Regions from separate parts of the Homo sapiens genome. Here region 2 is linked to region 1. Evidence: chromatin loops called from intact Hi-C (ENCODE). Cell type or tissue: HepG2. All regions are shown on one strand. Each heading gives the region's core, and the rest is flanking DNA. Links, peaks and the distances in the headings are about the cores only.

The links. Hi-C counts contacts between places; a loop is a spot of excess contacts. Peaks named below come from ENCODE experiments on the same cell type or tissue, not always from the same donor. Only the 100,000 strongest peaks of a DNase experiment are listed, where the experiment ranks them.
Region 2: a loop joins it to region 1, with 10 times the contacts of the local background. A loop is called at or near these places in 18 of 110 quality-filtered maps.

What each region holds. Positions count from the first base shown.
Region 1 is chr4:111,845,195-111,850,281 of GRCh38, forward strand. The region is part of intron 1 of LINC02945 (long intergenic non-protein coding RNA 2945); the gene reads right to left. LOC105377369 (a long non-coding RNA gene) reads left to right here and starts at 1,095. Exons shown (of 4, transcript XR_939077.3): 1 at 1,095-1,525; 2 at 5,032-5,087. In HepG2, for the core only: a CTCF peak has its summit at 2,723 (motif pointing right); no DNase peak of the experiment used is centred there.
Region 2 is chr4:112,029,481-112,034,567 of GRCh38, forward strand. The region is part of intron 1 of LINC02945 (long intergenic non-protein coding RNA 2945); the gene reads right to left. Among named protein-coding and RNA genes, the nearest start is that of LINC02945, 80 kb to the right of the region's middle. In HepG2, for the core only: a CTCF peak has its summit at 2,442 (motif pointing left); no DNase peak of the experiment used is centred there.

The DNA of each region.
Region 1 (5,087 bases), core at 736-4,735:
CTACCTTAATTATATTTAGGTAGTACAATTACAAAAGTTGTACTTTCTCCTAAAAATGGCTCAATATTTTCTAAATTTTGTAATGCACATGTATTATTAAAAGTTTTTAAAAGTACTCTTTGAGCACTGACTATATTTTTTAATAGTTTGGAAATATCTCTTGAAAACACTTAAAATATAGCTTTATATCACAATGAGCCTGGCACTGCTGTCACAGCACAGAGTTCAGATCTGAAGTATCTATTGCAAGACTGTTAGAGACAGGCAGAAGGGCAATGAATTTTCCTGCACCTGAGAAGCACACAGTCTAGCAAAGACACAGACAAGGAAGTCGACTACTAGAATAGAAACTGCTAAATGCTATAACTGAGACACTCAGGTGGAAGCACAGTCAAAAAACAGTTTAATTCAACAGCGAAGACATGGAATCAACCTAAATGCCCATCAGTGATAAACTGATGTGGTATGTATACACCATGGAATACTATGCAGCCATAAAAAAGAATGAGATCATGTCCTTTGCAGGGCTGGAGGCTATTATTCTCAGCAAACTAATACAAAAACAAAAACCAAAATTCCACATGTTCTACTTATAAGTGGGACCTAAATGATGAGAACACATGGACACATAGAAGGGGACAACACTCACTGGGGTCTATCAGAGGGTGGAGGGTGGGAGCAAGAAGAGGATCAGGAAAAATAACTAATGGGTACTAGGTTGCATACCTGGGTGATGAAATAATCTGTACAACAAACCACCATGACACAAGTTTACCTATGTAACAAACCTGCACATGTACCCCTGAACTTAATAGAAGTTTTTTTTTTACATGAATTCACCCCAGAGGAAGGAGGGTGCATGACTGGAAAAATTTCCGAGGAGAAGTTAACATCTGATCTGACTCGTTCTTCTCTTCTCCCCCCTCACTCTTTCTTTTCTTCTCAAAGTAGGTTAGAGACAGAGGAGGCACAGTAAAGAGATAGAGCTTTTAAAATAGGGAAACAAAGTCATGTTATGAGGGGTTGTTAAAATCAGCTGGAGTAGGGATTATTTATTTTTATTATCTCAACTCTGAGAACTCTGAAAATCTAAGGCCCCTTCCTGATACATAGAGGGGGGAAATACCACCCTGATAGAACTAGAAATGGGAAGTGTTGAGGATTCTGCTGTGTCTCAGGCATGGAATTTAGATCCTGGGGGCGGGATGTAGCAGAGAGAGATTCTTCAAGAAAAGACAAGCTGCACAGCTGCAAGGAGTGAATTGTGAGACTGACAACTTCCAGAAGTCACTCTTTTCCGGGAGCAGGAGCTAGCCAATGACTGAACAGTGATTCACAGGGCCGGCTATTTCCACCCAATGTGTACTCCTCTGGAGAGCAGTCATGGCTCCTGACCTCCCTGTTGGGCTCCATCAGATGGCATCGCAATCTGATGATTTCCCCACCCATTTCTGCGTTCTTCACTCTTGCACTCCTACTCAGTCTCTATATTTGCTTCTCAGAGAACCCAATGATCACAGGCAAGGTAAGTCCAAAAAGTCCAGAGAAGTGCAGGCAAAGAAGAGAAGAGAAAAGAAACAGAACCAGAGAAAAAAAGAGAAATGTTGGCCTCTCATGAGATGAACTTGGCCAATAGTAATATAATTTTCTTTCTGGAAATGTTATGTTAGCTGTTGCAGGCTTTACTAAGAAGCACACAAGAGACATGCAGTGAGGTTACAGCACGTATAGCAATCAGGAGGAATGAGACCTTTAGAGAACTGGCACCACCTGGTTGGTTTGGATGAATAAAAAAAAATGTACATTGGGACACAACAAAAATTTGGCCTGGAGACTTAGGAGCCAGACCATGGGGAATGCTGTATCCTATGTCAAGTAAATGAGTACATTTCCTTACAACTTTCTTAAATGCCTTCTTTTTGACCTCCATTATTACTATAATCCTATGCAAGGACAATGGAATTACATAAAAATCCTCAGTGAAATTTATTAATACAATACTTTCAGTGAATATTGGAAACAAAATCAAATATCAGAGAGGAAGCATGCATTTTCCTGCTAGAACATCCACTTATCCTTGTGTCTGGCAGGCTATTAACTCCAATTATAACAAAACAGGTGGCAATTTGAGCACATATAAGATTTAGTTAAGATATGTGTTTAAAGGTTTTTATCACCAGTGTGCTCTCAGACGATAACAATTTCTCTGTGATGTGGTGTCTCCCAGATCAAAGTTTCCAGATGTCTTTACAAAACTGTAGGGAACCATCTATCCAGAGAGCTCTTCTTTCCTGTGACATAAGTTTGCCTTTCAGACATGTCACAATCACTTAACCATGACTCACAACCACTTTGTGTGGACACCTACATGAAATTGATTGTTGTTTACAAGGCTTTGGAACTAGGCTAGTTCCTCGTGGCCTTTGCTTCACTGTTATCTATCACACAATGACAAGACAGTAAGTACATAAATTCATTTTGTTTCAAGTGTTACAAAGAACAAAAGAGGCCAAATAGCCCATAAGGTAGTCTCCTAAATGGATATTTTCCGGTGATATCCCATGGCCCTCACTGGTTGACACTGCCCTATAAAACATTCCTACAGCAGATGTCTGTGTCTGTGGTAATGACCCAGATGGGCTCAGGTTGAGAATTGCTTGAAAGCAGGGGTTTTGTCTTATTATTCTTTGCGTCTGTAGTGCCTAGAGTGACCAGTAGATGGAAATTGTTGGTTCGCATTTCAGCTTTGCAAATCAGGAATATGTTCTCTAAAAGCTGTGACATTGCTCCAGTGATTGAGCTAGAAATGGAACTAAAACGGAGGGAAAGAGCTTAGTAAATTTTTTCTTAAACTTTTTTTATTAAAGTCCTTTATGAAGTAAATGGCCCATGAGAATCCATCCTCAGTAACTTTCTCTCATCCAGTCGTACGTGGCTGACTTCTGCAAAGCCTGATGTGCCATTGCCTAGCAAGAACTCCACAAAGTATGGGGAGCTACCAGCTGTAAATATACTGCACTTCCCTAGAATTAATTTCTATGACACTAATGAAAGTTTTGCAATTGTGCATATTGACTACCAAACAGACTTAAAATGTCAACTTTTTATTTATGTTCTATCAAAGCAATTCTATAGCATGCTTTTTTGCCTCCATCAGGATTATCATAAATTAAACCAGTATGAATGATGAAAAATAAATTTTAAAAAAGAAAACTGATATGAATAAGCTTAAACAAAAGTGCCAATAACAAAACAACGAAAAATGTAAATGCCACTTGATTCGCCTTTCCTTCGTGTCCCTGCCCTCTCCTTTTCTTTTCCCCAAAGGGTTCTATAAACTATACTGAACAGACTAATGCTCTAAGGCCCTGACTCCTGCTCCTCGGGAGCTTGATCATAAATTACGGTTGTACAAATTTGTAAAAGGCTTCATCTGTAAGCTTAGCTAAAGCACACATGTAAAAAAATTTTTAAATAACAATAATTTTTTAGAAGGAGATATAAACAAATGAAGAACTTAACCATCTAAGGAAATCACAAAATGAATAGATTGTTCAATATTTTCCTTCACATTCCTTAACAACATTACAGTTGACCAGAAACATGTATGCTATCATTCACCAAAATGCAGAACGGAAATCTAGTTTAATTTGAAGCAGACAGGTTAAAAGGCAACGCTTTATTGGAGAAATTTTCATGTTAAAATTAATAAGAATTGGATAAAAATTGTGAAATAAACTAGCTTGCCTTTGACATCTTCCCCAATTCAAGGAAGAACATTTTCCTACCATTTGTATTTCCTCTTGCCCCTCTCACCGCCTAGATTTATTTTTTGTTCCCTTAATGAATTATTATGTTTGTATTACTAAAATAATATCTATTTTTAGGCAGCATTTAACCTCAGAAAGTGCTGTGTATCTCTTTATGATATCACCTACCAAATATATTGGCATGTTTATATAACTCTCTCTCCAAAATATAAATTCTTCCAGCCAGAAACTTTGAGCCTTCAGTGCCTTCTTAGTAAATGGCATATATTAGGGACTCAATATTTATTTCTTATTAAAATAAACAAAACATATCCACAAGTTCACCACTCAGAGTTATTTTCTTTTATATTTTTCTATATTTATTTCCAATGTTTTTATTTTATTGTTTCTGGATCATTTTTTAGGTTGGAAAATAATACAAAAAAATTTTTTTGGATAAGAAAATTCTAACATTCAAAAAGCCCTTCAGGATCAAACAAATAAATCTTAAGTGGTAGAAATGAAGATGGATGTTCCAGAAAGCCAGAGAACATACCATCATTGCCCACATTATGATACCTGCTACTCCACTTCTTTGTAATGTTAACCCTCTGCTGTTAAGGAACCAACATTTTTTCTATAAGAGATAAAAGATATACCAATAAAATAAACTCAGGAAGAACCATGAAATATTAAATATAAGTTGGAAATTTCAGTGTGAGCTCACCATTTTGTTGTATGGTTTTCTAGCTCTAATTTCTAATGAATATAGAAATGATGATATCTCTGTAGCAATGAGCACATCTTGTGCCCAGGTCTTGTATTCTAACCACCATTCTTCACTGAAAGAAACCACAGGAACTTAAAAAAATATTTATTTCATGTTTGAGTCTGGGAAAATACAAACTGAATTTGAGAAATCTTGTTGCACTAGAAAAAAATAGAAGTGCTCAAAGACTATTTAGGTTGTATTAATGATTTATTGCTACATAAGAAATTACTCCCAAACTTAGGGGCTTAAAACAATAAACATTTATTATCTCACAGTTCTGTGGATCAGAAATAGGAGAGTGGCTTAACTGGCTGGATCCTCTGACTCAGTCTGTAACAAGACTGCAATGAAGTTGTCAGGCAGGCTGCAGCTCTCTGCAGGCTCAACTGAAAGAGGATCTGCTTATAAGCTCACTCCCGGCTGTGGACAATATTTGCTTCCTCATGGCTGTTGGACTGAAAATTTAAGTTACTAATCAGCTATTGATCAAAGGCCTCTTTTATCTTCCAGCCACATGGACTTCCTCATAGGGAAGCTTACAATATGGCACCTCACTTTCATTATGG
Region 2 (5,087 bases), core at 434-4,433, 180 kb after region 1:
TAACAGGACATGGTAATTTTTCTTATTTTCAGAGAAATCCAAACATGATTTCTCCCAAACCTTAAAACACAGTATTGATGGGAAGCTCATAGTGCAACCATAACTTCAGAAGGGTGTTTGGGGTGTGCTGTGGACTAGAATAGAATGTACTATTTCCTTATGAAGTAGGACTTGAGAAATTTTCTCAGCATCGCCTGGGGAAAGATATTATTCTTTCCAATAAATCCAATTTTTATTTTAAATCGATACATGAATAAATAAGCCATTGCCTATCGTTTCAAGCTGAGGCACAGCATGGATCTTGCCACTGCGGTGCGGCAGATGGGCTGCGCTCTGGCATGCCTAATGCTCAGCTTCCGTCCGTCAGTGGCTCCAGCCACTGTTCCTCCACGCTTCCCTGGCATGCGAGTATTAGGTTTCACACAGAAATGCAAAAAAAAATGCCTTTAAGCTCATTTCTACATGAAATACAATATATTCGCCAGATAAGCTGGACCCTCATATTAATCATAAATCAATTATGTTTACCCTTAGCCAAGAAAGTACTAAAATGTTCTTCCCTCATTTTGAAACCTAATATGATATTCACAGTAATTATGCTGGCTTTCATATGAATCATTGTCTCATTCTGTAATTGTTAGTACATGGCTGATTCATTTTCTGCCTTATAGTATTTGAAATGATCATTCCACTTGTGGTAGGATTTGGGGATTTATTGAAGTAAATCCTTTTACTCATTAGACTTTCCTTTTTTGTATCCCATCTTCAGTCTTTTTGTTGAGATTTTACACCAAAGTTTTCTAAAACCTGTAGCAAGTAGGAGAACAACATGTTAAATCCTACTGAAGCTGGCAAAGCCATACTAATGGATGGCAAAGTCTCTCTCCACCACTTTTCCTTGATCTTGTCCTTCCCTCCAGAGTCACACCACACCCACCCCCTTGTTTCAATTGTCCCTTTCATGCCTCTGAAAATACAATCACGTTAATATTATGTGCTGAAACACTTTTAAAATATGAAAGTATTTCAGGTTACTATTCAAATATGCACAAATAAATATGAGGTTTTTTCTGGGTATCATATACATCAATTTTTGGGAAGAGCACATTTAAAGACAGATGTCTGCTGTCCTGGCACCTCCAATATCACATTATTTTATGCATATTAAGAAGGTGTCATGGAATCGTCTCTGGTTCAGACCCTCTGGAATGTGAGGCATGGTCTTGGGATTGTGCCCTGCTGCCCTTTCTACATTAAATGCTAAACTGTCAGAGTGAGAGGAAACAGGTGGACCCAGTACAACGAGGGCCATCTGACTGAGACTGCCAACCTTCAGGTGGAACGTAGGAAATCAGAAATCAGCAGCCTTTCTGGACACTGTTATCACTATAAGAAACCATAATAATAAAAATGGGGGACTTAACATTGTAGATATTAGTAATGATCACTGCAATAAGCAACTCCTTTCCATGGACGCAGTCTCAAGTCCATGATGGCTTTACTTTAGGAGGGCTATTTATGCTATCCTCTATTTCAGAACTATATTTTGCTAGAAAAATGATTAAAGCTTATTCTCTTTTTGCATTTTGAAGTATTGGGCTTTTCATTTTAAAGTGTTTGATATGAAATTTCATCTTTATAATGAGAGTAGCTATTTATTGATTGCTTACAATGCTGAGGACACTGTGCTAAGAACTTTATATTCACAAACCTATTTGAGCCTTAAAACAACCCTTCAGGATAAGTATTATCAACTATTCTTCTTTATAGATGAAGCAATAAAACATCATATAACAAGTAGGGGAAAATCCACATCTCAAACCTTAGGCTTTGGGACTCCAAAGCCTATGTTCTTAACCACCACCTTACCCCATCTTGCCTTTGCAATCATGTATGGATTGCCAAAGAGCTATGCCCAGTTATTCACCACATTTTTTCAATATAAAATAAGTTCATCATCTAATAAGAAGATCATGATTTCTTTTCAGCTATTTAAGTGCTATAAATTCTCTTTATTTGCTCATTAGCTGGTATATCTTATCAGCTAATGGCAAAATGTAAAACCAGCTGGTTTTTAGAACCTTTCTTTTGCTTTCATTCTCAATGCTCCCTGAGTTGTTTGGTTGGTTGGTTGTATTTGTTATAAAGGAGTTAAGAGTAAGTACAAAGCAATGACAACATTGTCAAAAAGCAGAATTTGTTTTAAATTGTTCTCAACCATTTTCTTTATCAACATATACATCGCCACATAAAAAATCCAAAATTAGTTGGATTTTTACACTGGCTGGAGGTAGTCCTTAATTTTGTAAAATGGCTGGTTTTATAAACTGCAGAATGATACACTTCTGTGCAACAGAGCAGCCGAAGTCTGAAAACAAACTATTTGGTAGTCAAACCCTCCCCCATTCTAGGCTTCTTATATGGAGCTGCCATGACATCTAGTGGCCAAAATTTAGGGAAGCTATTCTTTATCCATAAAGCACACAGGATTTCTAATTTAGAAGCATATTGAAAATCTCACATAGAAAATGAAATTGTCGGTAAATACAGTGCTTCAAAGTTTACGACTATTACGTGAATTGTTGGTTTATCCTTCCTACATTACTTAGATATTTTAAAATATTTATCATAATGAATTTACACCAAAGCCTTGGTTTATTCTGAGGTGAGTATGTGAATGCATCATAGGATTTGATTCTTTGTGTTTTACTTCTGTAAGAGTAACAACAATTCGATATCAATGATTAAATCAACTTTACATTTTAAATGACAGTCTAAGTAAATGAGTAATAACTTTATATTATCTCAAATTAAAGTGAAACAACTGACATACAAGTCAATTCCCTGCACCTTTTTGCTGAGTTAATGGGATTTCTTTTCTAAAGAAGAAATATTTAATGTTATTAAAGGAAGAAATAGAAGATTGGAAGTCAATTTTTAAAGCAAAATAACTAAAAATGAACAGAGTATAGTTGTCTTCAGCAGATTTTTTTTAAAATTCCAAAGGTCTGTTTCTAGTAGATTTTCTGTGGTTTAAGCTAAAATAAATAGTTCGTGGAAACCACAATATACAAATGATCAGAAATAATTTTTAAACTCTTTTTCTAATGAGTTTTTTAGTCTAAGAAACACCAAAATAACAGCCCGAGACAGAGACTGATGCATCCATGGTTTATGAAAGCTATAATCACAGGAGTGGGGGACAGGAAGGGGCAGGAGAGACAAGAATGGATACAGAAGGAGGGGCAGCCAATACAACGATGCAATATAGAATTGGCCACTCCTGGATGCAACTGATTCCTGGATCTACAGGACCTTCTGAGAAAACTTATGGACTGTACCGTATCTCCAAATCACTCTCTGGAAGGATGCAAGGGTGGAGCATTTCCTGTCCATTTTTATGCCATATTGGTCAAGGTCTGTCCCATGGGTCATAAACTCACCCACACAGGGAGGCTGTTCATATGTGTTCAAGAATCCAAGGCTTCTGGTGTCAGAGAAGCTTTATATGGACTGAGGCAAGGCACTTCCAGTTGTACCTACATAAAACAGGTCAAAATCTGTGCACAGGCCGGGCACAGTGGCTCATGCCTGTAAACCCAGCGCTTTGGGAGGCCAAGGCGGGCAGATGACCTGAGGTCCAGAGTTCGAGACCAGCCTGGCCAACATGGTGAAACCCGGTCACTACTAAAAATATAAACATTAGCTGGGCATGGTAGTGCATGCCTGTAATCCCAGCTTCTCGGGAGGCTGAGGCAGGAGAATTGCTTGAACCTGGGAGGCAGAGGTTGCAGCCAGCCAAGATCACACTGCTGCACTCCAGCCTGGGCAACAAAGGGAGATGCTGTCTCAAAAAAAAAAAAACAAAAATCTGTTCATAACTGTTGTCTGCAGCAATGGCTGAAATGAAAGATGTGGCCAAGCGGATCTGCAGTGCTACACAAGAAACATTCAATAAATGTGCATGCAATTATACTATCTGTGTTACATTAATAACAAAATAGGTCATATCAAGTTCATTGATATGGATATTTTTATATTTAATAAACATTACTAAGTATGTTGATTAAATGATATAATTATCACCCTGGCCAATGCACAGCAGAAGTCAAAATTCCAAAGGGATCTTGAAGCAGCAGTAAAATCTATTCATCTTGATTGGCAATTATTTTAGTGATGTTAGTCTAAACAGTGTTCACAGTATGAATTGTTAGGTTGAAATATTTTAATCTTGTGAAAAAAGCAACATTTAAAATCAATTATCTCGATGTGAAATCCTGATACGATGGGAATAACTTGGCTCCTGGGAAGAAAATCTGTTAAGCTTTCATAGAAGCCCCAAGAGCAGATGTTTTACAGAAAGAAGAGAAACATAAAAGAAAATGAGAGTGGGAAATAGAAGAAAACTAAAATCCTACCTCATATCATGAAAAAATTTCCCAAAAGATAAATTTAGATTTTGTCCATCAAAGGGAAATTGGAAGTTCTACTTTTAATTTTGTATGTCCTTGTAGTACTCAAACTGAGCATTGTCATCGTCAAAAAAGTAAAGCTTTTGTGGATCCTTCATGACTGCTATCAAATCTAATTCAAGATGGATCAAAGACTCAAATGTGAGAAATAAAATCATTACCTCCCTTGAAGACAACATAGGTGAATTTTTAAATAATCTTTAGGATGATAAACGCTTTTTTACAGCCAGAAATATTAAAAGATGAGTATATTTTTACTTAAGTGGTAAAACCTTACATGGTACAAAGAAATGCCAGACAAAAAAGCCAAAATACTTGTAGCATGCAGGACAGATAAGTAGTTAATATCTGTCATATTTTAAAAGTTCCCTATCAAATCACTAAATAAATGATGGAACATCATAACGAAGTAGATCAAAGAACTTGAATATACAATTGAAGAGAGAAAAAGTAAAATATTAGATAACATTAAAATATATCAATAGCTAACATTTACTGAGAATGAGTTTACCAGGAAATGTTGTAAGAGCTTTATGTGTATTAATTAATTTAATTTTCACAATTCTATGAGGTCAGTATTATTATTATTACCATTTCCCAGATGACTAATCTGTG